Linked DNA regions of Homo sapiens: all the other regions are linked to region 2. The links are chromatin loops, found by intact Hi-C in ENCODE. Cell type or tissue: PC-9. All regions are shown on one strand.

Evidence for each region. A loop is a pair of places that touch in the nucleus more often than their neighbours do. Peaks named below come from ENCODE experiments on the same cell type or tissue, not always from the same donor. Only the 100,000 strongest peaks of a DNase experiment are listed, where the experiment ranks them.
Region 1: a loop joins it to region 2, with 9 times the contacts of the local background. A loop is called at or near these places in 19 of 110 quality-filtered maps.
Region 3: it touches region 2 in a loop (7-fold over the local background); 11 of 110 quality-filtered maps call a loop at or near these places.

What each region holds. Positions count from the first base shown.
Region 1 is chr9:124,548,846-124,556,845 of GRCh38, forward strand. It overlaps NR6A1 (nuclear receptor subfamily 6 group A member 1), which reads right to left. Exons shown (of 10, transcript NM_033334.4): 3 at 5,483-5,725. Among named protein-coding and RNA genes, the nearest start is that of NR5A1, 45 kb to the left of the region's middle. RefSeq lists an enhancer at 3,014-3,063. In PC-9, CTCF peaks have their summits at 3,061 (motif pointing right) and 3,269; DNase peaks (open chromatin) are centred at 2,826 and 3,216; H3K27ac peaks cover 1,784 bases.
Region 2 is chr9:124,612,882-124,620,881 of GRCh38, forward strand. The region is part of intron 2 of NR6A1 (nuclear receptor subfamily 6 group A member 1); the gene reads right to left. Among named protein-coding and RNA genes, the nearest start is that of MIR181A2HG, 42 kb to the right of the region's middle. RefSeq lists an enhancer at 4,768-5,269. In PC-9, a CTCF peak has its summit at 4,799 (motif pointing right); DNase peaks (open chromatin) are centred at 4,820, 5,090 and 5,750; H3K27ac peaks cover 1,419 bases.
Region 3 is chr9:124,768,065-124,776,064 of GRCh38, forward strand. It overlaps NR6A1 (nuclear receptor subfamily 6 group A member 1), which reads right to left and starts at 3,247. Exons shown (of 10, transcript NM_033334.4): 1 at 2,956-3,247. The coding sequence starts at 3,055. It overlaps LOC124900274 (a long non-coding RNA gene), which reads right to left and starts at 2,416. Exons shown (of 2, transcript XR_007061773.1): 1 at 1-2,416. It overlaps LOC107987126 (a long non-coding RNA gene), which reads left to right and starts at 3,293. Exons shown (of 2, transcript XR_001746926.3): 1 at 3,293-3,709; 2 at 4,638-5,773. RefSeq lists silencers at 1,947-2,196, 2,737-3,316 and enhancers at 3,029-3,596, 3,387-3,646. In PC-9, CTCF peaks have their summits at 4,149 (motif pointing right), 4,356, 6,515 (motif pointing right) and 6,724; DNase peaks (open chromatin) are centred at 1,797, 3,307, 3,607, 6,507 and 2 weaker places; H3K4me3 peaks cover 4,377 bases; H3K27ac peaks cover 2,636 bases.

The DNA.
Region 1 (8,000 bases), 64 kb before region 2:
CCCCCACCACCCGCCACGAAGCTGACTGTATCCTCATTTCTCCTCTGACAATATTTTCCCCATCCCACTTCCTGCCATGGCCCTCCATCACAGTCAATCCATCTAACCAGGGAGCATCCTATCACTACTGAGTTATTTGCTGAAGGACCAACAGAAAAGTAGGACTTGATCATGGCCCTTGAGGGGCTCATTGTCTAATAATGAGGGAAACAGATGAGTGAACAGAGAAAGATAACACAAGATGACCAGGGTTATGGCAGAAGGCATGCAAAAAAGCTGTGGAAGCACAGGAGGGTTATCTGGTGGGGGATGGTGTCAGAGAAGGCTTCTTAGAGGATGTTACAAATAAACGCTGAACCTTGAAGTCAGGAGTAGAAGAAGGGGTGGATGTTTAAACCCCCTCTTCTTCCAGGCAGATGAAACCACATGTGCAAAACAGGAAACATCACTGGGTTTTTGAAGAACTAGGATGGAATGCAGATTGTGAGTGGGGAACACCAAATGGAGAAGGAAAGGGATCAGGTGGCTGATGCCAGTGTCAGAGGGGCCTTGAAAATCACCTTAAGGAGCCTGACTTTATCCCGAAGACTGCAAGATGGGTAAGGAACATACATGGGGGATACTAGTGCAGTAGTGGGGATGGACAGACAGGGCCCAGTCTCCATTCACCACCCTTCTTTAGATCTTCCTCATTGCTTTGCTAAGGAGTTTTCTGACCAGCCAACTTTCAGGTCTGAAAAGATACTCAGTTCCATATCCAAAGATGGAGAACAACAGAGAGCTGTCTTGCACATAGGTGAAAAAGCCCCAGCCACAAATGGCAGCTGCATTTTTTTAATAGTTAATTTTTTAAATTTTGAGGTAAGTTTAGACTTTATACAAGAGTTGCAAAAATAGTATGGAGAGTTCCCATACACCCTCCTCCTTTTAACAATGGACATAATCATGTCTAGTCATCAAAACTAGGAAATTAACCTTGGTACAATACTATTAACCAAAGTACATACTTTATTTTGATTTCTCCAGTTGTTTCACTGATATCTTTTGTTCCAGAACACAATCCAGGGGCCCACATTGCATTTAGCTGTCATGCCTTCATAGTCTTCTCCAATCTGTGACAGCTCAGTCTTTCCTTGTTTTTTTGTGACTTTGACACTTTTCAAATGGGTATTTTGTCAAATGTCAGTTATTCTGAAGAATGTCCCTCAATATGGGCTTGTTTGTTTTCTCAGGATTAGATTGAGTGAACTTACCTCTCTGTGTGTGTATATGTGTGACCTTCTCAGTGTTTCATATCAGGGGGTATATACAATGTTGGTGTGTTTTATTGGTACTGTTAATCTTGATCACTTGGCTAAAGTTATGTCTGTCAGAATTCTCTAAATAAACTTACTATTTTTCCCTTTGTAATTACTATATATTTGCAGACTATGCAAATATTCTGTTTCTGTTGACACTGATGCCACTTATTTAGCATCCATTAGTAGGTTTTGCTTGTCGCAATTATTACTGTGATGTTCTAATGGTGAATTTTTTTTTTTTTTTTTTTTTTTGGTTTGTTGCCCAGGGTGGAGTACAATGGCATGATCTTGGCTTACTGCAACCTCCGTCTCCCAGGTTTACCTTAGCCTCCAGAGTAGCCGGGACTGTAGGCACATGCCACCGCGCCAGCTAATTTTTGTATTTTTTTTTTGTATAGACGGGGTTTCAGCATGATACCAAGGCTGGTCTTGAACTCCTGAGCTTAAGCAATCCACCTGCTCCGGCCTCCCAAAGTATTGGGATTACAGGCATGAACCACTGTGCCCAGCCCTAATGGTGATTTTTCTATTTCCCTCATTCCTTCTACATTTATATTTATATTTATATTTTTAGAGATGGAGTCTCACTATGCTGCCCAGGCTGGTCTTGAACTCCAGGGCTCAAGTGATCCTCTTGCCTTGGCCTCCCAAAGTGCTGGGATTACAGGTGTGAGCCACTAAGCCTGGCCTCCTTCTACATTTGTTAATCAGAATTCACTTAAAGGAAAAATGATCACTTCTCTTTATTTATTCACTTATTCCTTTCGGTATGAACTCATGGATATTTTTATCCTTTGGGTTATAAATTAATCCTACAGTTATTGTTCCTCAAGTTGTTCCACCGTTGGCCATCAGAAGTTCTTTCAGGTTGGCTTCTGTGCCCTTTGATATGCTTCCTTTCTTTTTTTAGAAAGCACTTCCTAGCTTGCTGGCCCCTTAAGATGCTCCAGGATCATTTTATATTTCCCCTACCCCAGCCTTGGAATCAACCAGTTTTCCAATGAGTCCTCATTCCTTTCATTGATATTTGGAAGCCAAGATCTGGGTGCTGGGTGTACTCATTGCTCCTGGGGTATCTGCTTCTAGCCCCTCTCAGTGGCTAGAGCTTGGAAATATACATATGTACACTAACTCACCTACCCACACAAGGTATCTATGTATTTTTAAATCTATCTGAAACACGAATACATATTGATACACTGATTCCAATCTAGCACGAGGGGATTCATTCTGGCCTTCTCCTTTGCTGATTTATAACTTCTTTCTTTCTCTGATGTGAGAAACCTGACTCTCATTGTCCACAATATATTTACTTGCTGATTCTACTCTATTATACAAATGAAGTAGTGAAAAAATTCCTAACACATAACCTTGAGAGAAACAAATTTTACAAACTAGAGTGCTTTGTTTGTATGTAATTCTTTTTGTTTTTAGCCTTACAGTATACAGTCAAAATACTTTTCAAAGGTTAGCTCCTTTTTTCTCCAACCCCTTAAGTGTGGTTATGTGACTAATTTGTAACACCAGCTAGATTCATTTGTCATAGTGTGCATTCTTTCTCTCTGCCCTTTAACCCCCAAAACATCCTAGCTGATTAAACAAATTTTCACATATAGTAACATTTATTTTTTTGTGGTGTAAAGTTCTATGGGTTTTGACAAATGCACAGAATTATGTGTCAACCACCACAGGTCCATACAGAACATTCCTTACCCCCAAAATACTCCCACGGCAACTGCAATTTTAATCCTGCTTTCGCAGCACCAACCAGGAGGTGGCAGGGTTTCTCTCCCTGACGCAGACTTCACCAGGCAACTGGGTCTGCCTGCTCTGCATGCAAACAGTCCTAAGGAGACAGCTAGCTCCCTGTCCCTCATACTCCGTGTGTCTTCTGACTATGGTCAGAGGGGTTATAAGGTTAAGTTTCTTCTTCCCTAAAACAGGTGAGTTTTGCTGGAAGCCTCAGAATCTCACACTCCAGCTGAACAAGCAGGATGATTCATCAGAGACAGCAGTCAAGAAGGCAACCCATAATAACTAAGCTTTCATAAGATACTCACAGTGAGGGCAACAAAGGGAGATGAGAGAAGTGGAGGCCAAAACCAAAACAGGGTGAGGGCAGGAAGTTGACAGACTCTTCAGACAGTACATGTTTGGTATTGGTGGCTGGAAAAGATTTCAATAAGAGGAAACTGACAGTGGGGAAGGGAAAAGATCTCCAAGTAGAGGAAAAAACCTGAGTACAGGCACAGCAGTGTAAGGCATCCCTGAGGCACAGTGTTCAGAAATGAGTTAGAAAGACAGGCAGGGGACAAACTTGGTAACACTTCAAATGTCCTACTATGGCATTCATCATCCAGTAAACACAGGGCATTCCAACATGTAAACAGCTATGCCACATGGTAGACATGTGAAGCAGTACATTGTCCGTGTCCGTATTAAGCAGGTACAAGCTCTGCTTAATAACAAATTATAATTTAGTTAACTGTTAACTGTCAACATAACCACCCCTAAACTATTGCTAACTCATTTTACCTCCCTAAGCTGTATCTGTAAACTGGGGATAATAGTTAATAACAGGGTTGTTGTATGTATTCAGTGGTAGAATATATATATGGAGGGTACATAAATAAGTGCTCAATATTAGTATTTATAATAAATTATAAACCACCTAAATTTATCTAAATGCACTTCCACATCTCTCTTACCTTTCTTCATGATGGGCAAGTTTTTAAAAGGTCCTTCTTATCTCATACACAATAAAACCAGTCTGAGTATATCTGGATGTCTGCATTCATAATGCTATAAAACCAGTTTGAATAGTTCACTATATCTGACTAACACCCCCATCCCTGAACACTGCTGCTATGAACCCCTAATACCTTGCTGGGTATTTTATATGTTATCATACTTAATCCCGTAGAGAACTCTGAAGGGTAAGTAACATACCATCTTAAAGGTAAGATAATTGAATATTGGAGATATAAAGCAAACTTCCTAAGGTCACAGAGCTAAAAGCTAGTCTGTTTGCCTCTAGAGCCTCTCTTCTTTCTGCTGAATGACACTGCTCTATTCTACTCTCCACTCTCCATGGGAATACCACTCTAGGCTTCTGACACCGGCCCTTCTCTCTTCTGTATCTAAGCTCTCTCTGTGGGTGATTTCACCTATGGACTAGACTTTTACTACCACCTCTGTGCCAACAGCTCCATGAAGCCTGTTTGCAGGCAGGACTTTTCATCTCAGTTCCAATCCTATATAACCAACTTCCTTGGTGGACATCTTTATGCATCCTTCTCAGGTATCTCAAACTCAGTATTGCCAAGGCCAACATTTTGCCCCACCCTTTTTCTTTTCTTTTCAGAGGGTCCTATAGAGAAATCACCCTGCTTTTTAGCTTGACTTTTTTTTTTTTTTTTTTTTTTTTTCGTTTTTTTCTCCCTGGTAAGGTCATTACTCTTAATCCACATCCTCGATTTCAACTTCTGGTGCTGCTCAATATTCAGTATGTCACCAACTCCTATCAGATGAGTTTCTTCAACATCTCTGTGTGCCATTATTTCCCCCGTTCCTTCAGATCCTTCAGATTTCCTTCTAGACTCTACTAAAAACTTTCTAGGTGGTTTTCTGTTTCCCCTGCCCCAATTCACCCTCCAAAACAGCCCTTCATATTCATCCTACTAGAACGTCAGTTTGTTCATATTATCTCAGGCTAATGGCTCTTGGAAAGCTTCCCAATAAATTCCAAACTCCTCACCAACCTAGACACAGACTTCTGAGCATGCCTAGCCTCTGAGTACACCGTGGTTCTAGCAAACAAAATGATACCGCATTCAGCAATCTCCTACCTCATGCCTTTTCATCCAAAAATTTCTACTTCTGTCATCATTCCTGAAATAACTAGTGAAGTATATTAATCCCAGTTAAGACCTGATTGTTAAGTGGGTTCTTGGTCACACAGGGCCTGTGCACTCATTCCCACCTTAACATCTCACTAGTTTTCTTCCCCCCACCTAGTTTAGGAAGGTCTTATAGGCAAGAATGGTTCATTTTTGGTTATGAGTACAAACTATAAGGCCTGATATGTAGTGCAAGCTTGAGGAATAAGTAACTAAACAGCTGACACTAAAGGTAAAGTTTTGAATGAAGGATGGGCCATCAGAGCCATCAGCACCACTCACCCTTCCGGTTCATCCCCATCTGGAGGCATTTGAGCAGGCGGCAGTACTGGCACCTGTTCCTCTGCTTCCGAGACATGACACAGTTCTTGTCACGACTGCATCGATATACCCGTTTGTTGCAAATGCTCCGCTTGAAAAACCCTTTGCAGCCCTCACAGGAGATGATCCCATAGTGCAAGCCTGTAGCGCGGTCCCCACAAATGAGACAGGTTCGTTGTTCAGCCCGATCATCTGAAACAGAAACTGATCATGTTCAAGTTAGAACACAGTGGAAATAATGGCTTTAAGCCTACAGTTCCTAAAGTGAGCAACTCTGCTCTGGGTAGATTAAGACCACCACTATCTCCAGGCTAAAGGGCAAACAGGGGGCCCATCTTCGGATCCTTGTCCCAAGAGTAGTCCCTGTATCTGTGGTTGCAGATACCACAACACAGTCTACCTAAACTCTTCCTCCTGGGTTTCATCAACACTTGGATCAGTATCTAAGACTGAAACCTAGAAAGAATCTTTGACTCCTCTATCACCCTTACCCTGCTCATCTATAACCCATCAATTCTACCCTGTAGGAGCACGGTAAGGATTACTTACCATATATGTAAGGGCCTAACACATGATATACAGCCAATAAATGACAGCTGTAATTGAGTTCTAACCATACCGAGCTAAGCCGGTCAGCCAGACATCCAGCCAATAAATATTTACTGTGCAACTCTTCTATCCTGGGAACTGCTGTAAGGCACAAATACAGCAGTGAACAGAAGCCCCTGGTGAAGCTTACACTCTAGCAGAGTATCTATTCTGTGTCCAGGCCCTGTGCTAGGACATAAATAAATCATCATGATCCCCAGAGTCATGGAACTCACTGACGAGCAATAAACAAGTTACTCAAGGAGGAAATTCAGGATAGAATATAGCTCTTCACTTCCTCTTCCTTTAAACTGCATTTACTCAGGACCAAGCAACTGCTAAAGAGCAGGCACACGACAAAAAAGCACCCTGTGAACTGTGATGTGAAGCTATGCCAGCAGGTACAAGAAATCACCAGGGAAGGTTCCGATCAGAGGCCAAGACAAGAAATCAGATATTTCAACCTCACTCCTGAGTAAGAGGGAAGGTATAATAATCAAGAACATCGTTATAGAGCCAGGCGTGATGGCACACACCTGTAGTCTCATCTACTGAGGAGGCTGAAGCAGGAGGACTGCTTGAGCCTAGGAGTTTGAGGCTGCAGTGAGCTATGATTGCACCACTGCATTCCAGCCTGAGCGACGGCAAGACCATATCTCTTAAAAAACAAATAAACAAAAACAAAGGCACATCATTATACCATGAATTAGAGACCGCTTATAATTAGAGAGATTCTAATTTGAACCCTAGCTCTGAAACTAGCTGGGTGAACTAGGGAAAAATTGACCTTCTTTACTTTTCTAATTTCTCTCATCTGTTAAATGGTGATTATAATAATACCTATATCCCATGGATAAAGTTCTCATTGCAGTGTGTGGGCTATAATAGACATTTGATAACTGTCAGCTATTATTTTCATTATTATTACCCCAGCAGGTACACATTTAATGTGATAATGACATTCCTGAAAGGAAAAGCTTTCGAAGGCAATGTTAGCAGAGGGTCATGGTAGTATATACAGGAGGGATGCAGAGAAAGGAGGTGGCTTGCATTTCTGGAGCCCTTAATATATGCCAACTTTGAGATGAGTCTTTATGATTGCCATCTATAGTAAGCAGAATAACTGCGACCCATAGATATCAGGTCCTAATCCTTGGAACCTGTAAAATGCTACCTTATAAAGGAAAAAGGGTATTTGTAGATGTGATTGAATTAAGAATCTTGCGGTAGGGGGTTATTCTGAATTATATGGGTGGGCCCGAAATACAATCACAAGTGTCTTCGTAAGACAGAGGCAGAGGAAGATCTGATAAAGATAGTAGAGAAGAAGAAACACATCACATGCAAAAGAGAAGGTGATACGAAGACAGAGGCAGAAACTGGCCACCAACCAAGGAATGACGGCAGTCACCAGAAGTTGGAAGAGGCAAGGAACCGATTCTCCCCTAGAGCTTCTGAAAGGAGTGTGGCTCTGCAAACACTTTCATTTCAGCCCAGGGATACTGATTTTTTTTTTTTTTTTTTGAAAGGGAGTCTTGCTCTGTCACCCAGGCTGGAGTGCAGTGGTTCAATCTCGGTTCACTGCAACCTCCGCCTCCTAGGTTCAAGCAATTATCCTGCCTCAGCCTCCCAAGTAGCTGGGATTACAGGTGCCTGCCACCATGCCCTGCTAATTTTTGTATTTTTAGTAGAGACGGGGTTTTACCATCTTGGCCAGGCTGGTCTTGAATTCCTGACCTCAAGTGATCTGCACACCTTGGCCTCCCAAAGTGCTGGGATTAGAGGTGTGAGCCACCACGCCCGACCTGATTTTGGATTTATGGCTTCTCTTCCAGTAAGAGAGTAAATTTTTGTTGTTTTCAGGCACTGAGTTTGTGGTAATTTGTTACAG
Region 2 (8,000 bases):
GAGGTTATTTTTGGCATTATTTATTAAAGCCAAGCCCATGCTTTAAAATGCCCATGCCATTTAATATAGCAGTTCTAATTCTAGGAATGTACCTTACAGAAGTACTTGTGCAGGAGTGAGAAGATATTCATGGCAGTACTGTATATAGTAGCTAAATAAATTTTAAAATTCAAAGCCAGGAGTGGTGGCTTATACCTGTAATCCCAGCCTTTGGGAGGCTGAAGAGGAAGGATCGCTTGAGGCCGGGAGTTTGAGACCAGCCTGGCCAACATGGTGAGACCCTATCTCTACAAAAAATTTAAAATTTAGCTGGATGTGGTGGCACATACCTGTAGTCCCATCTATTTGGGAGCTGACACGGAAGGACCAATTAAGCCCAGAAGTTTGATGCTGCAGTGAGCTAAGAAGGTGCTACTGCACTCCAGCATGGGCAAGAGAGCAACCCTGTCTCTAAAATAAAATTAAAATTAAAATTAAAATTAAGGCCTGGTGTGGTGGCTCACACCTATAATACCACCACTTTTGAAGGCCAAGGTGGGCAGATTGCTTGAGCCCAGGAGTTTGAGACCAGCCTGGGCAACATGACAAGACCGTCTCTAAAAAAATAAATAAAAATAAAAAACACAAAAATTAGCCAGGCATGGTGCCACACACCTGTAGTCCAAGCTACTAGGGAGGCTGAGGTGGGAGGATCGCTTGAGCCTGGGAGGTTGAGGCTGCACTGAGGCGTGAGCAAGCCACTTTCACTCCAGCCTGGGTGACAGGGCAAGACTCTATCTCAAACAAAACAAAAAATAAATAAGTAAATAAAAATTAAAAGAAAAGCTCAAACTTTGCAATCAATAGGGGGATGGCTAATAAATCTGTATAATACAAAGAACATTACTGGCATAAAGAAGTCTATAATATCTTGTTAATGAAAAGAATCAGTTTGATCTCATTTACAAAAACATATATTTAAAAGTATATAAAAGTTTACAGATGGACTTCTGCCACCCTAGCCAAGATGGAGTAATGGGGACCAGATTTGGTCACCTGGCTGGGGCAACTACAGAGCTGGACAAACCATATAAAACAATGATTTTCAGGTACTGGACCTCAGGCGGCCAAAGACAGTGACTCCAGAGAAAGAGGAAACAAATAAGGGAAGTCCTACAAATACCCACCGAAGCCCTGAGTTTCCAGCCTAGAGCACAGGAAGGGAGAACCCAGGTAGAGCTCAACAGTCCCAAGAGTTGAGGATTAGAAGCTGGGAGTCCAGGAGGCAGGGCAGCTGGAGTTCACAAAGAAGAGGGCTAGGAGGGAGAGGGCTATGCAGAGAGAGCACAGCTGAGATCTGCAGAGGGGTCCTCCAAGTCTTCAGCTGAGGACTGATCAGTGCACATATACGAGAAAAATTACCCAAAGCCAGGGAAAAAATCATCCCAAAGGAGTAGAGGGAACAATTCTGGGGCTCCATAGGGCCAAGAATAGTTTCTGTCTCCACCAGCCAGAATGAAAAACTTTCAAAGTTAGAGAATTTATTTCCTGAAAGTCCTAATTAGCATTTATATATCCCCCAACAACTGGCCCTCGGGTATTCTAAGAGCACTGATTCACTTATCAGATTAGCTGTTTGTCCTATTCAATCTATAAATGATAGAATCTAAGACAGGTGGTGATGGCAGGTTTGTGGCATGAGAGATGGATAAGTCAGCAGGAGCCAGAGAGGCAACTCCAACGGGTTGAGAGAATAGATCCTAAAAATATACTCTGCCTTAGGCTCCTCTTGACATAGACAAAAGTCCGCCACTATATGCAAAAATTCCCTTTGTAAATCAGCTTGGCACAAAAATGACTGTAAAGATAATATCATCATAACCCCTCCTCAATGAACTGGCTACCACACTGAAATTTTCTTTTTTTGTTGGTGCTTTTCAAGTCTCTGCAACTCTGCCCAAACAGACCTTCCCATTTACCATGTCCTTCTTCTTTGCAAGAGACACTCAAATGCATTAAAGACAATCCTTGCAAGCCTATTCCTGGAAAAATGGCTCTTCACAATCTTATTTGCCCTTGTGGTCCCAGTGATATAACTGGATTCAAAGCCTGGTATTGCTCTTTTAATGGTGTTTACTCAGTCCTGGTGAGGTTCACTTTTCACACAAATAAGATAGTTGGATTCCACTGAATGTTTCTATTCAGATCAAGTTAATACAAAGTTGGAGAGCTTAGATTCTTTATCATGTAACTTTGAGAATGCTCAGATGAATGCAGCATAAAAAGAAATTGCTGAACTTCCAGGCTAATGCATTAAAAACTGCATAGAATGTAATTCCATCATTACAATGCCCTAATTAGAAAGATAAATTAAGCAAAATGGGTAGGATGCTTTTTACAGTAAGTGTTTCACAACTAGTCATAATGATTTGAAAATCAACACTCAGCAAAATGATAATAGGCCTCTGAGAGGAAACTGGAGTAGGCACATATAGTTGGGGTTCCAGCGTGGGCACCAGGTACAAAACTGAGAAGTAAAATCCTGGTCTCTTAAAGGCCCATATAGCACCTTTAAAATCCTGCATGTGTATATGGTGAATTCTATAGAGGTCAAACACTGGAAACTAGCAAAGGTTATTATAATCAGTAGCAACACAATATTTATTTCAACTATTTCGTAATCCTAATTATCCCAACCTTCCAACTTTCTCCATTCCCCCACAAAGCACCTAACAAATCCTTGTGAAATATAAGGGTTTTTGCCTTTTTTTTTTTCCCAGAATGATACAAAACTTGGTAAGCAGACACTGAGTCACAAGGCTTTTGTCAAAGAGCTGAACAAGAGAAGACTGATTATAGGTTAAAATTTACATGTTCCTGGAATTCAGACAATTAAAATGAGCAGTAGCTAGAATGTTTGGAGCCAGAAAAACTTTGCCACTTAGTACTTGTACAATCTTAGGTTTTATTTATTTATTTATTTATTTATTTTGAGACAGAGTCTCGCTCTGTAGCCCAGGCTGCAGTGCAGTGGCACAATCTCCGCTCACTGCAACCTCCATGACCATGTTGGTCAGGCTGGTCTTGAACTCCTGACCTCAGGTGATCTGCCTGCCTCAGCCTCACAAAGCTGGGATTACAGGCGTGAGTCACCACGCCCAGCTCATTTCTGTTTTAAAACCAAGTTTTATTTGGCCATAAAACTTGTTGGCAGCTCATGAAACAGAAATTTCCTGAGATAGAAAAGAACTAATTGGACAGGCGCAGTGGCTCACATCTGTAATCCCAGCACTTTGGGAGGCCGAGGTGAGCAGATCACCTGAGGCCAGGAGTTCAAGACCAGCCTCGCCAACCAACATGGTGAAACCCCAACTCTACTGAAAATACAAAAATTAGCCAGGCATGGTGGCGCATGCCTGTAATCCCAAGCTACTCCACTGGCTGAAGCAGGAGAATCGCTTGAACTCGGGAAGCGGAGATTGCAGTGAGCCAAGATCGCGCCAATGCACTCCAGCCTGGGCGACAAAGCGGGACTCCATCTCAAAAAAAAAAAAAAAAAAAGAAAAGAACTAGAACTAATCACAATCCCACAACCACATAAACAAAAACATATATATTATAATATACTGAGGGGGTGTCTTTCTAAGCATAACATGAAATCCAGATATCATTAAAGAAATGATGATCAGATCTGCATCTATATAAAGGTCTAACTTCTAAAAGGCAAAGATCCCAAAATATATATACATACTTATACACACACATATATTAGTATTTACAAAACATAAAGAGTTCCTAAAAATCAGTAGGAAAAAGACAAGCAAACCACCCAATGGACAAAGAATATGACCAGGCAAAGATGCCCTAATATGATTAGAATGAGTAACAGTGAAAAGGTCACTAATAAAAACTCAAAAGTAAAGCAACCATTATAAACCATTTCTCATCAGATTGGCAAAAAATTAAAAATAGTGGTATATTTCAGTGGTGAAGTTTTGAAGAAATGGGTATGCTCATACAATGCTGGTGGTTGATGTACAACTTGAAAACAGCTTACAGGATCTACCAACATTTAAACTACACACACCCTGTGACCCAAAAATACCACTTCTCTCCATCTTAGAGAAATACACATGTTCACAAAAATATACGTATAAGGCACATTTATTACAATTTTAAAAAGTCAGAAGAAACCTAAATACTGATCAGTAGAGGAAGAGCCAAGATGGAGAGATGGGTAAGGAGATTAGAAACCAGACTTTTAGACTTCACCCAGTCAATCTGCAAGTCACTCATTCTAGATTTCAGCCAGGCTGCCAATCATTCAGCTAATTCCTCCCTCCCGTTGTTTATTAGCACCACTAACATAAAAGGAAATCACTCCAGCTTTGAGAGCCAATTTTGAAGATTCCCGGGTGGCCCTTATCCTACATAAGGCATTTCTTCAATGGCTGCAATTGGTATATTCTGCCTGGTTTTTGTTTTGTGGTAAATATTTTCATTCTATTTTTGTCTTTTATATAGTCAATTTCAGCAGCTGTAAGCCAGTCAACTGAATGGAAACACAATTAGCTAGCGCAGGGCACCTAGGTGTTATTATTTGGCCACTACAAATAATGCTACAGGGAAAGTTTCTGTACTTGTATCTTTTCTAGTGTCTGATGAGCTATTTTCAAAGGAAAAAGTCTTAGGGCTGGGTTATGAAGTTGGAAACTATAGAAAGCTTTATGAGTGGCTCCCTACAGCTTTGTCAGTTCCCCTAGTGATTGGACCCATCCAAACCGCTGTGGGTGTCCTAGAGTCCACCAGCAGAGGGCAGCATCCCCCAGACCAACAAGGCCTCAGGATGCAGACATTAAGCCTGGGGAGTGAAGAAAAGTGATCAGAAGACAAAGGCAAAATCCACAGAACATGCTAACCAGGGCTTCCAAAATTTGGGAGGTATGGCAGACCCTCGTACCTGCAAGATAACTGGGATTATCCACAACTAGCAACACCTAACACTCAGTGTCCTTGATTCCTTAACTGGCACCAAGATAAAAAAAAGTCACCTCCTCTTAAACAGGTATATATACTGGCCATGCCAAACCTTTATCAACTAGAATCTTGCCAAGCAACAAAGATTACTGAAGCCCAACCCCTGGGGAGACTAAACAGGCGATGCATTATGCTGCTGGCCTCATTTTGGCAGTTTCTGTTGAAAGAAAGAATGGAAAGGGCAAACCTACATATCCATCACAAATGTCTGGTTTCTCATTCCCTTTACTTGGCTTCATTTTAAACTGAGCTGGGGGCAAGGGAAGGATACTGTAAGCAGCAATGAGTTGAAAGGTAACCATGGCCAGGTACGGTGGCTCACACTTGTTATCCCAGCACTTTGGGAGGCTGAGGTAGGCGGATCACTTGAGGACAAAAGTTCGAGACCACCCTGGACAACATAATGAAACCCCATCTCTACTAAAAATGCAAAAAATTAGATGGGCGTGGTGGCATGTGCCTGTAATCCCAGCTACTCAGGAGGCTGCGGCAGGAGAATCACTTGAACCCGGGAGGCGGAGGTTGCATTGAGCCGAGATTGCACCACTGCACTCCAGCCTGGGCAACAGAGTGAGACTCTATCTCAAAAAATAAAAAAAATAGAATAAAGGAAAAAGAAAGGTAACCACGAGCCCAGAGCAGTTAGGTTACAGGTCAAAGAAAACAGAAATCACTATGGTTGAAATGTCTCCAACAGTGTTCACTTTAGATCATTAACCAAGTGAGTCATCCTAAATTAATCTGAACTAAAGTTTGGGCCACTCGATATTTCAGCTCTTGAAGGTCTAGGGAAATACCACATCCTTACCTATCAAGAGGCGAGACACAACAACTATTATTTGCCATTTGTTCACTGCCACTGATATGCTAACTTCTCCCTGGAACATTTATATGATCTGTATCACAGCCCACACTACAGTCATAATAAATAATACAGCATTGGTGAGAATAGGAAAGCAGGCTCTCTTACACCCTGATTGCAGAGTTGAGGTGGTAGGAGAGTAGGGGTGGGAGCAGTATTTACCACCATTTGGGGGAGGACGAATTTAGCAGCACCAAGATTCAAATGGATAAACTCTTTCACCTAGAAATTCCACTTCCAGGGTTTTACGCTACAAAAGTAATGCCATAAGTAAGCAAAGTATTATACAAGGATATTCACTGCAGCCCTATTCATAATAGAGAACAAATAAAAACAATCTAATTCCCACCAACAAAAGATGAATGAAATAAATCCTGGCATATCTATTAACGCAACCATTCGTTAAAACAATGAGACAGATCCATGAATCATATCATGGAACAATCTCTAACACAAATTAAGTGAAATAAAACAAGCTACACAATTAAGTATGTAATTTTAATTAAAAAAAAAATTTTTTTTGAGACAGGGTCTCCCTCTGTCGCCCAGGCTGGAGTGCAGTGGCGCAATCTTGGCTCAATGCAACCTCCGCCTCCTGGGCTAAAGTGATCCTCCTGCCTTGGCCTACCAAGTAGTTGGGACTACAAGCGCCTGCCACCACACCTGACTAATTTTTGTATCTCTGTAGAGATAGTGTTTCACCACGTTTCCCAGGCTGGTCTGAAACTCCTGAGCTCAAGCAATCTGCCTGCCTTGGCCTCCCAAAGCGCTGGGGTTACAGGCATGAGCCACCATACCTGGACTATAATTTTTACTTTTTTTAAAAAAACTGCATGTTTGGAAAGTCTAGAACCAGAGTATACATCAGACTGCCCAGGTTTCAGTTTTGGCCTGCTGCTTACTAGAAGTGTGACTTTACACTTCATCCTCAAACTTCAGTTTCCTTATCTGTAAAATAGGGAGGGGGGCACATATTGCCTTCAAAGGATTATGATGAAAATTCAATTCATTTATTTTATTGGCTGGCTGAGGTGGCTCACGCCTGTAATCCCAGCACTTTGGGAGGCCGAGGCAGGTGGATCACCTGAGGCCAGGAGTTCGAGACCAGCCTGACCAATATGGTGAAACCCCGTCTCTACTAAAAATACAAAATTAGCCAAGCATGGTGGTGCATGCCTGTAATCCCAGCTACTTGGGAGGCTGAGGCAGAAGAATCGTTTGAACTTGGGAGGCAGAGGTTGCAGTGAGCCAAGATTGCGCCATTGCACTCCAGCCTGGGCAACAAGAGCGAAACTTCATCTCCAAAAAAAAGAAAATTCAATTAATTTGTTTTATTGTTTTATATACATATATAAATATAACTGATTACACACAAATAAGGTAGCACAATATAAATGAATATATATAAATAAGGTACCTGCCATATAGCAAATGCTCAGAAGATATAGAAGATGATAATGATTATTATTAACATCACTACCTCTGAGAAGTTGAATTAAGGAGGTAACTTTGATTTACCAAGTTTTATACTTCCGTAAATAAATAATTTTTCAGAATAGGCATGAAGTACTTTTATAATTAAAAGATATACCCTTATTCCCAAGAGAAATGAAAACATATGTCCAAAGACTTGCATGTGAATGTTCATAGTAGCATTATTCACAAATGCTCATCAACTGGTGAATGGATAGATAAAATGTATGGCATATCCATACACTGGAATATATTCAGCACAAAAAGGAACTGACTACTCAAGTGCTATGGCACGGACAAACTTCAAAACCACCATGCTACGTGAAAGCAGCAAGACACAGATAATACATATGGTATAATTCAATTTATATGACATGTCCAGAAAAGACAAATCTATAGAGACAGTAGGATTAAGGATTGCTGGGTTTAACAGTAAAAGGGCAGAAAGGTCCTTATTAAGATGATGAAAATGTTCTAAAACTGATTTGTGGTAATGGTTGCAAAACTTGGTAAATATACCAAACATCGCTCAACTGTACAGAGTAAATTATGATATGTGAAACATGTCTCATTGTTTAAAAAAAAAAAAAAGGTTTAAAAAGATACATCCTTACAAAACCATGCCTATTTTACACTTATATAATGCTCT
Region 3 (8,000 bases), 160 kb after region 2:
TGATGGTGCATCAAAAGGCTAGAAAGAAACTCTGTTCTGACAGAATAAAAACCATTCAAAGGACTGTAAATTCAGCATCAATGGTGTTTCCGGTAGGAAAACATTTCTAAAATGCCACCTCCAGTTTATTTCTTCATGACAGAGACCAAAAGACCCCCTATCTGTATAGTTGTCTCTTGAAAATAGTTCATATAAAATAGAAATCAGTCACTAGGAGTAAAAAACAGATAATTCATTTCTTTTCTACTCAGAACAAGCAGTTTCATATATTTTTGGAGAAAAATATTAATTAGGAAGCAAAAAAGAAAAAATGTGCCCATTGTTCCATAGGCAAACTTAAAAAAATTTTTGGCAATTCTTCTGTGAGCATGTTAACTTCATAAGTGCTAATGAACATAAATTGTAAAACATTGCACAATGCTAGTTTTTACACTGAAAAATATCCCACAACGGTCTAGCGTCTAGTGTATTTTAAGCCCATCAAGCTGCCAAAAGTTCCCATTGTATTTTCAGCAAAAAGAAAACATCTGTACCACTAACTTAGACTAATGTAAAGCTTTAAAGCCACCTTAGTCTAAATGGATTGCTCGATAACATTCTTTCAAATGGTTCTGACCAATTGAGGAAATGAGACTATGAATGGGAAATCTGATTAAGAGTTAAAATTACCATTGAGTTCTTTAAAATGTACTAATGAATAATTAATAACAAATGCAGTTCTTAGGTTTCTCTTACAACACTATTATTCTCAAGTAGAATTGAAAGCAATATTGCAGTAAATATTGAATTGCAGTAAAATCCGTCATCTACATTATATGCACAGGTGGGTACAGGAAGTATTCACACATAGGAAGGCATCACAGAAATATACACGCTAATATGGGATATAAGATAGGTTGGGGTTTGGATTCAAAAAAATCAGCATGGGAAAATTTAGATCAGGATTTACAACACTCACAAATTAATACCAAACCAAATCTCCACACAAACTAGCTTAAAAAGTCAAAGGCATTAAAGAAATCCTTTGTTCCTATTATACTGTCTCCTTCTACCCTAACTGGATTCCAGCTTCCCCCTTTGTGACACGGAATTTTATTGATCTCAAACATGTTCACATTCAGAAATTAGTTGCCAACGACAGCCCACGGAACGGCCAGCCACCTAGCCATCATACATCATACACAAATTAAAAAAAAAAAAAAAAGAGCTCTGAAAACACATCATTATTTTTAAGATCAGCAACATCAAGTGAAGTTAACCAAGCTCTCTTCTACACGGACTTTTCCCTTTTGTAAAAAACACCAGATCTCCTGAACTAACAAAATGTTTGACTAGTTAATAAACGTATGAAGGCACGGATCCAACCCAAGATTTCCACCGTCTGTAGCTACTCACTCATTCAACAATTGAGCGCCTAACTGACCTATTTTCAGGTTACTTTCCTCACACCTGCCAGGTCACTGTCCTGATTGAGAAACCTCTTGGTGAAGCAGTTAATTTTTAGTGCCTCCTAACTGTCCCGGGTGTTTGCATTCAATTTGAAATCTGTTACTTGTTAGACACTGTTCGGTCCTAGATCTCTCAGAGAACTGCGAGTTTATGGCGCAGCGAGGGGAGGAGGCACTGATCTCTGAGAGCCTCCCTTTATTCGGAAATGAGGAGATGTGAAAGGTGGAAAACAGGGCAAATAAATAAATCGGGTTTGCCGCCGGAGCGTTTGCCGGCCGGTGCGAGCACCCTTTGTAATGCAGGCCTCCCGGGGCGATCGCCTGCGCTAATTGCTCCAGGGCGCTTTCCAAGTTCAAAAGTTCACCTTTTACGACCTCACAAAAGCTCCTAACACGTTACCAATAAAAACATTCCGCGGCAAACACCGAGGAGGAAAATATCAAACAGATACAAATAAAACACCCCGCAGGGGGAGGGAGCGAAGGGGAGGAGGGCGAGGAAGCCCCGAGGAACCTGAGGACCCGGCCCGGGCGAGGGGGCGAGGGACGAGCGGTAGGAAGGGCCGGGCCAGGTGAGGGATTCTCAGCTCCCAAGGTCCCGGATCGGGACAAGAAAGAGGAGAACTGAGACTAAGAGGTGGGGACCGGGACCTGCCGGGCAGAAGCCGGGAGGAGGCAGGTGTCCGGGGCCCCGGGGCGGGCTGGAGCCCTCGGCCAGGGAAAGCCGTTGCCTGGCGGAGAGGGGAGCTGAGCAGGGGCGGAGACCGGCCAGAGCGCGCGGGGCGTTGAGGAAGGTGAGGCGCAGGGGAAGCAGGAGGCGCGAAGGGGTCCGAAAAAGGAAACGACTGGGGGATGTCTAGCGAACGGGGGTTCGGCAGAGGTGGGGGGCTCGTAGTATTCAAGGAAGAACGCTCGAGGCTGCAGAAGAGGAAAACGCTCTAGAAAGCTGAGCGGTACAAGGGTGCTGTGGAGTCGGGTCAACAGGGCAAGAAGGGAGCGTCCTCGGTGGGAGGAGGAACCCCTGTAGGGGAAAAGAGAGGCTCTGCGTTAAGGGAACCCGAGTGAGGGGATGCCCCCACTGACGGACCGCGGTGGGGACTTCCAACCTGAGGAGCCCGGGGGGAGGGGAAGGTTCGGTGCTGGGAAGACAGGGGGAGGGGACCCGGGGGGAGGAGGGAGGATTGGTGCTGAGGGGACGGGGGGAGGGGAAGCCTGTGCAGAGGGGACGGGGGGAGGGGGAAATGAAGCTCGGTGCCCAGGGACCCGGGCAGGGGGAGGGTCCGCGCAGAAGGGAACAGGGACGAAGGAGGAGGATCCACCCTGAGCGAGACCGGGGAGGAGAGGGAGGGTCCGCGCCAACGGGGAACGGGGTGAAGGGCCACCCTAAGGGGCCGCGGGGCCGCTGCGGCTTCCCAGGGCGAGGGTCGGCAGAGAGGAGGGGGATCCCTGGCGGAGGCTCAGGAAGCCGGTTCCTGCCTGGCCCGGGCGTCGCAGGCCCCTCACCCACCGTTGCGCGGCGGCGGAGGGAGCGCGGCGGGAGGCTCCAGGAACCCCGCCGAGCCCCCGCCGCCTCCCCCTCCGCTAGGCGGCGGTTCGTCCCGCTCCATGCGGTGGTGCCTAGGGTCCGCGCCGGGTTTGTTGCTCCGCCATGACCGGCGCCCTAGTCGCCGTGGTCGTCGTCCGCCGAGGGGAGGAGGTTGTCAGGAGCCCGCGAGCTCCCGGCCGCGGCTCTCTCTGGGCCCCGAGCCGCCCGGCTCCGCGCCGCTCCGCGCCCCTCCGCGCCGCGCCCCCTCAGCACTGGCCAGCTCCCTCCCCTGACGTCACACGCCGCTGCCGCGCAAGGCCCTGCGGGGCACGCTGGAAGTTGGAGTCCGCTCAGCGAGGCCGGCCACGCCGACCGCACCAACTGAAGGGGTGGAAGGAGGGATAAGAAGTCCTGAGAAGGGAAAGCTAAAGTCTGTCAATATCAAGAACCATGACAAAGCGTTTGATGTCTATGTAGTAAGCGGATACTTCCGGGCCTTGTCTTGATTGTGATTTCTACCTGATCAAAGTTCCCTAAGAGTCCTCGTAACCCCCCACCCCAACAATGAGTCTTTGCGAGGAGGTGGATCGCGAGGCAGCCGGGTGAGCACGTGCAACGAAGCCCAGCCCTGTGGGCGGGGCCCTGGAGGCGGGGCTTGAAGGTACTCACGTGGGCCTCTCCCTGCCGCTGCGGGACAAATTGGACCGGAGATTAAAGGACCGGAGTTTAACTCGAGGTGACTGCGTTCGTATGCAAATGGAATATATAAAACTCTTCTTTCCGGGGTAGTCTTTAAAGACTTTTTACCTCCGGGTGGGCGGCAAAGACTAAAGTTTCCCCTCCTCCCCTTTCATTTTCCCCCTGCCCATAGAACAGATGGGCAAACTAAGCTCCGGGCCATTGGGGCTATTAAAGAAAGCCCTAGGCTCTTGACCCCAGGTGTCTTGAAACCTTCCGTTTAAGAGGGATCCCTTGCCCAGCCTTGTTTGCCTTCCCCTTTCCTCAGTTTCCCTATCTGTAAAAGGGGGTTGGAATAAGGACAGGATCAAGTTGGAAGATCGCAAACCCCTGCCCCTCCCACCTCAGTTTCCCGAAGCTTTCCGGAAGCAAAATCCCGAATTTTGCAGCGGCTCCCGGCCGAATCCACCCGCTGCGGCCACCAGGTGGCGCGCGGCCACCGGTCACTAGGCCCGCCGGGGTGTCCGTCTTCGGCGACCCCATCGGGAAAGGATTTCGCTGCTGCCGCCAAGGGTCTAAGGCCTACCTGGCCCACTTGAAGACAAAGAACGAGAACGTTGGTGCTTTGCCCACTTCTGCTCTGCCGGATTATGCTGCAGCTTCCTCGGTGGCCGCTCATTCGCCCTCTCCTGCCCCACCCGCCCCACCAATCCCTTAGCCCTTTTATTTTTTTTTTGCCTAATTTTAAGTCCTCGTCCTGGCATTCGCATCCCTGCTTGGCCTGACCCTTGCCCACATTTCGCACCATACCCCGTCCCTCACCTGCTACGAAAGTTGCAACGCTTCTCTGCACTTGGGGGCAACTGGACCTTACCAACCCTGGTGAAACTGTATTTCATACGTAATCTGGGAGACTTACATTAACGCTCTGCCGTCTAAACCTCATACCTGCTCTATGAGATAGCAACAATATTGTCCCTTTCCAGCACTGATGAAGTCCACCAGAAGTGATGGGGATTCCAGCTCCATTCTGTCACACACCAGAACCTTAATCCTTGGCTCCTTCAAGCTGGAACGCGGCTGACTTCACCTGACCCACTCCCAAACTCCTATTCATCTTTCAAGATCCTGTTCAAATGTTTCTTCAGTGGCATCTTCCTTAATACCTTCCACCGAGGGACAACTAGATCCCCTCTGCTAGGTAGCAGTGTTTCAGGAGCTAAACCCTGTGACTAAGAGAGGACGGCCTGCCATTCCCTCAGCTGTGGGTTCTAAAATACTTTAGGACCTTGCTGGGCGCCGTGGTTCATGCCTGTAATCCCCACACTTTGGGAGACTGAGGCGGGCGGATCACCTGAAGTCAGGAGTTCGAGACCAGCCTGACCAATATGGAGAAAACCCGTCTCTACTAAAAATACAAAATTAGCCAGGCGTGGTGGCGCATGCCAGTAATCCCAGCTACTCAGGAGGCTGGGGCAGGAGAATCGTTTGAACCCAGGAGGCGGAGACTGCGGTAAGCCGAGATGGCGCAATTGCACTCCAGCCTGGGCAACAAGAGCAAAACTCCGTCTCAAAAAAAAAAAGAAAGAAAAAAAAAGTCAGGACCATCTGGCCTTTCTCAGGAATCTACCTTTTTGTCACAGGTTCTGGTGGTAGTGAGTTCTCTGTCCCTGGAGATGCCATCAGAGCCTAAGTGGCACTGCAGAAACGTGCAGCCCTGGAGTTTTGGTAGTTGATGAAGATTCTAAGTCAACCCTCTTTAGATGGGCAGAAGAGTTCAGCCAAATGCTCAGCCCCTGGAAACAACTCCTCCAGTCCTTCAGACTACAGCTCTGTTGTCCCTTCCTTCCATAAACCTTCCCACACCTCCCTGACTAGTCACATCCCTTTATTCTCACTCATAACCCCAACTGCTGAGTACAGATCTGGCACATAGTAGGCTCTCAATAATTGCTGACTGGGTGAAAGAATGGATAAAAACAGCTAACCTTAGGTGAGTGACTTCTGAGCCTCTATTTCCTGTCTTCTAAGGGGATGGGTAATAATGATAGTTGCTACCTAGCAGGAATGCTATGAGAATTAAACGATGCTTGCAAAGCAATTAAAGGTCTGGCCTAATAAATGGAACCTCTTACTAATGTTATTTAAAGAGTGGTTCTAAATCTCAGATGCATGTCTTCTGAAAGTGCTTCTGGGAGGAGTCAAATACCACAAGACTGAGAAAAACAAGGGAAATGACTGTGCTAGAGACCCCAGCCACTGTCCTAAGCATTGACAGCCCAATGAACTAAGCACTCACTATGAGTCCAGCACCTACTATGGGGCCTTTTATCTAATCTCTCTACATTTCTTCCAACAATCCTAAGAAATCAATACTTTCTCCCCCAGTTTAGAAATGTGGGGACAGGTTCAGAAAGATGAAAAAGACTCTGCTACCACCTGCAGGACTCAAAAGATCTGGAAAGGAATGTGTCTAAGGGTAAGGAGGGATCTTAGGGGGCTGTGGTTCTGAGGCCAGAGGCAGCAGACAGACGGGACCAGACTGGGATACAGCTAAGAACAAGGCAGGCATGGCCGGACATGGTGGCTCACACCTGTAATCCTAGCACTTTGGGAGGCCGAGGCGGGTCAGATTGACTGATCTCAATCGGGAGGGATGACTAGAAGTGAGACTAGGTGGAGAGGAAGGCTTTCAGGTGGAAGGAACAGCATGTGCCAAGGTCCCAAGGCCAGCCAGATCACGGCTTGGCCCATTTGAGGAGCTGGGAGAATCTGTGGTGACCAGAGCCCACTGAGAGAGAGAAGGGTAAAGAGGAGGCAGCCAGAGATTATCAGGTCATGTGGGGGAACAGCCAGCAGGGGGCAGAGTTCCTCTAGTGACGGCAGCCTTGCTCTTCCTTGTCCTGCCTAGAGTCAGAGCAAGGCCGCAGTTCATCAAGAAAGGGCTTGGGGAGGGAATCCCCCCTGCCGGCTTCGATTTCTTTTAAGTACGCTCTGTCCCGTTTTTGAATACATAGGACACACACATTACAAAACCCACAGGATGCAATGAAAGTTCTTACTCCCTGGATCTCCTTAGAACCACCGTGCTGACTTTTTGCATTGTTTTTCAGATAGTCTATGTCCATAAGAACATACACGATATTTACTTTTTACACTAATCTAGCCCCGGTTTTGATGCCTCCCAGGGGATCTCTAGTTATAGAAGAAGCTTATTTGTGGATGGGCACAGTGGCTCATGCCTGTAATCCCAGCACTTTGGGAGGCCGAGGTGGGCGGGTCACGAGGTCAGGAGTTTGAGACCAGCTTGGCCAACATAGTGAAACCCTGTCTCTACTAAAAATACAAAAAATTAGCTGGGCGTGGCGGCAGGCACCTGTAATCCCAGCTACTTGGGAGGCTGAGGCAGGAGAATTGCTTGAAGCCGGGAGGCGGACATTGCAGTGAGCCGAGATTGCGCCACTGCACTCCAGCCCGGGCGACAGTGCAAGACTCTGTCTCAAGAAAAAAAAAAAAAAAAAGAAGCAGCAGCAGCTTATTTGTACTCAGTGTGTGCTTTGCACAGGGTTCTTTAATTCAGCTGAGAGTTGTAGAGCACCGTACCTTGTGCCAGGTCAGTGGTTCTCAAACCCTAAGCCCCCTGGAGCCCTGGAGGGTGTGTTAAAACACAGATTGCTGGACTCCATGCCCAGAGTTTCTGATTTTGTGAGTCTGTAGTGGGGCCTAAGAATTTGCATTTCTTTTTCTTTTTTTTTTCTTTGAGAAGGTCTCGCTCTGTCACCCAGGCTGGAGTACAGTGTCACGATCTTGGCTCACTACAGCCTCTGCCTCCTGGGTTCAAGTGATTTTTGTGCCTCAGCCTCCCAAGTAGCTGGGACTACAGGCATGTGCCACCACGCCCAGCTAAGTTTTGTTTTTTGGGTTTGTTTGTTTGTTTTTGAGACAGAGTGTCACTCTTGCCCAGGCTGGAGTGCAGTGGTGCCATCTCGGCTCACTGCAACCTCTGCCTCCCGGGTTCACAAGCGATTCTCCTGCCCCAGCCTCCCGAGTAGCTGGGATTATAGGCATGCACCACCACATCAGCCTAATTTTTGTATTTTTAGTAGAGGCGAGTTTTCACCATGTTGCCCAGGCTGGGAGAGTTTGCATTTTTAACAAGTTATCCGATGATGCGGAGGCTGAGACCAAGGACCACACTTTGAGAACCACTGAGTTCAATGTTCATGGGGAGAAACTAAGAATGTGCCCTAGGAAGTCATGCTCCAACACAAGGAAACAAACACACCAACAAGAAAGACAGTCCCATTGAGCAATAAATTCTATGAAGAAAATGAGACCAAGCATGGTGG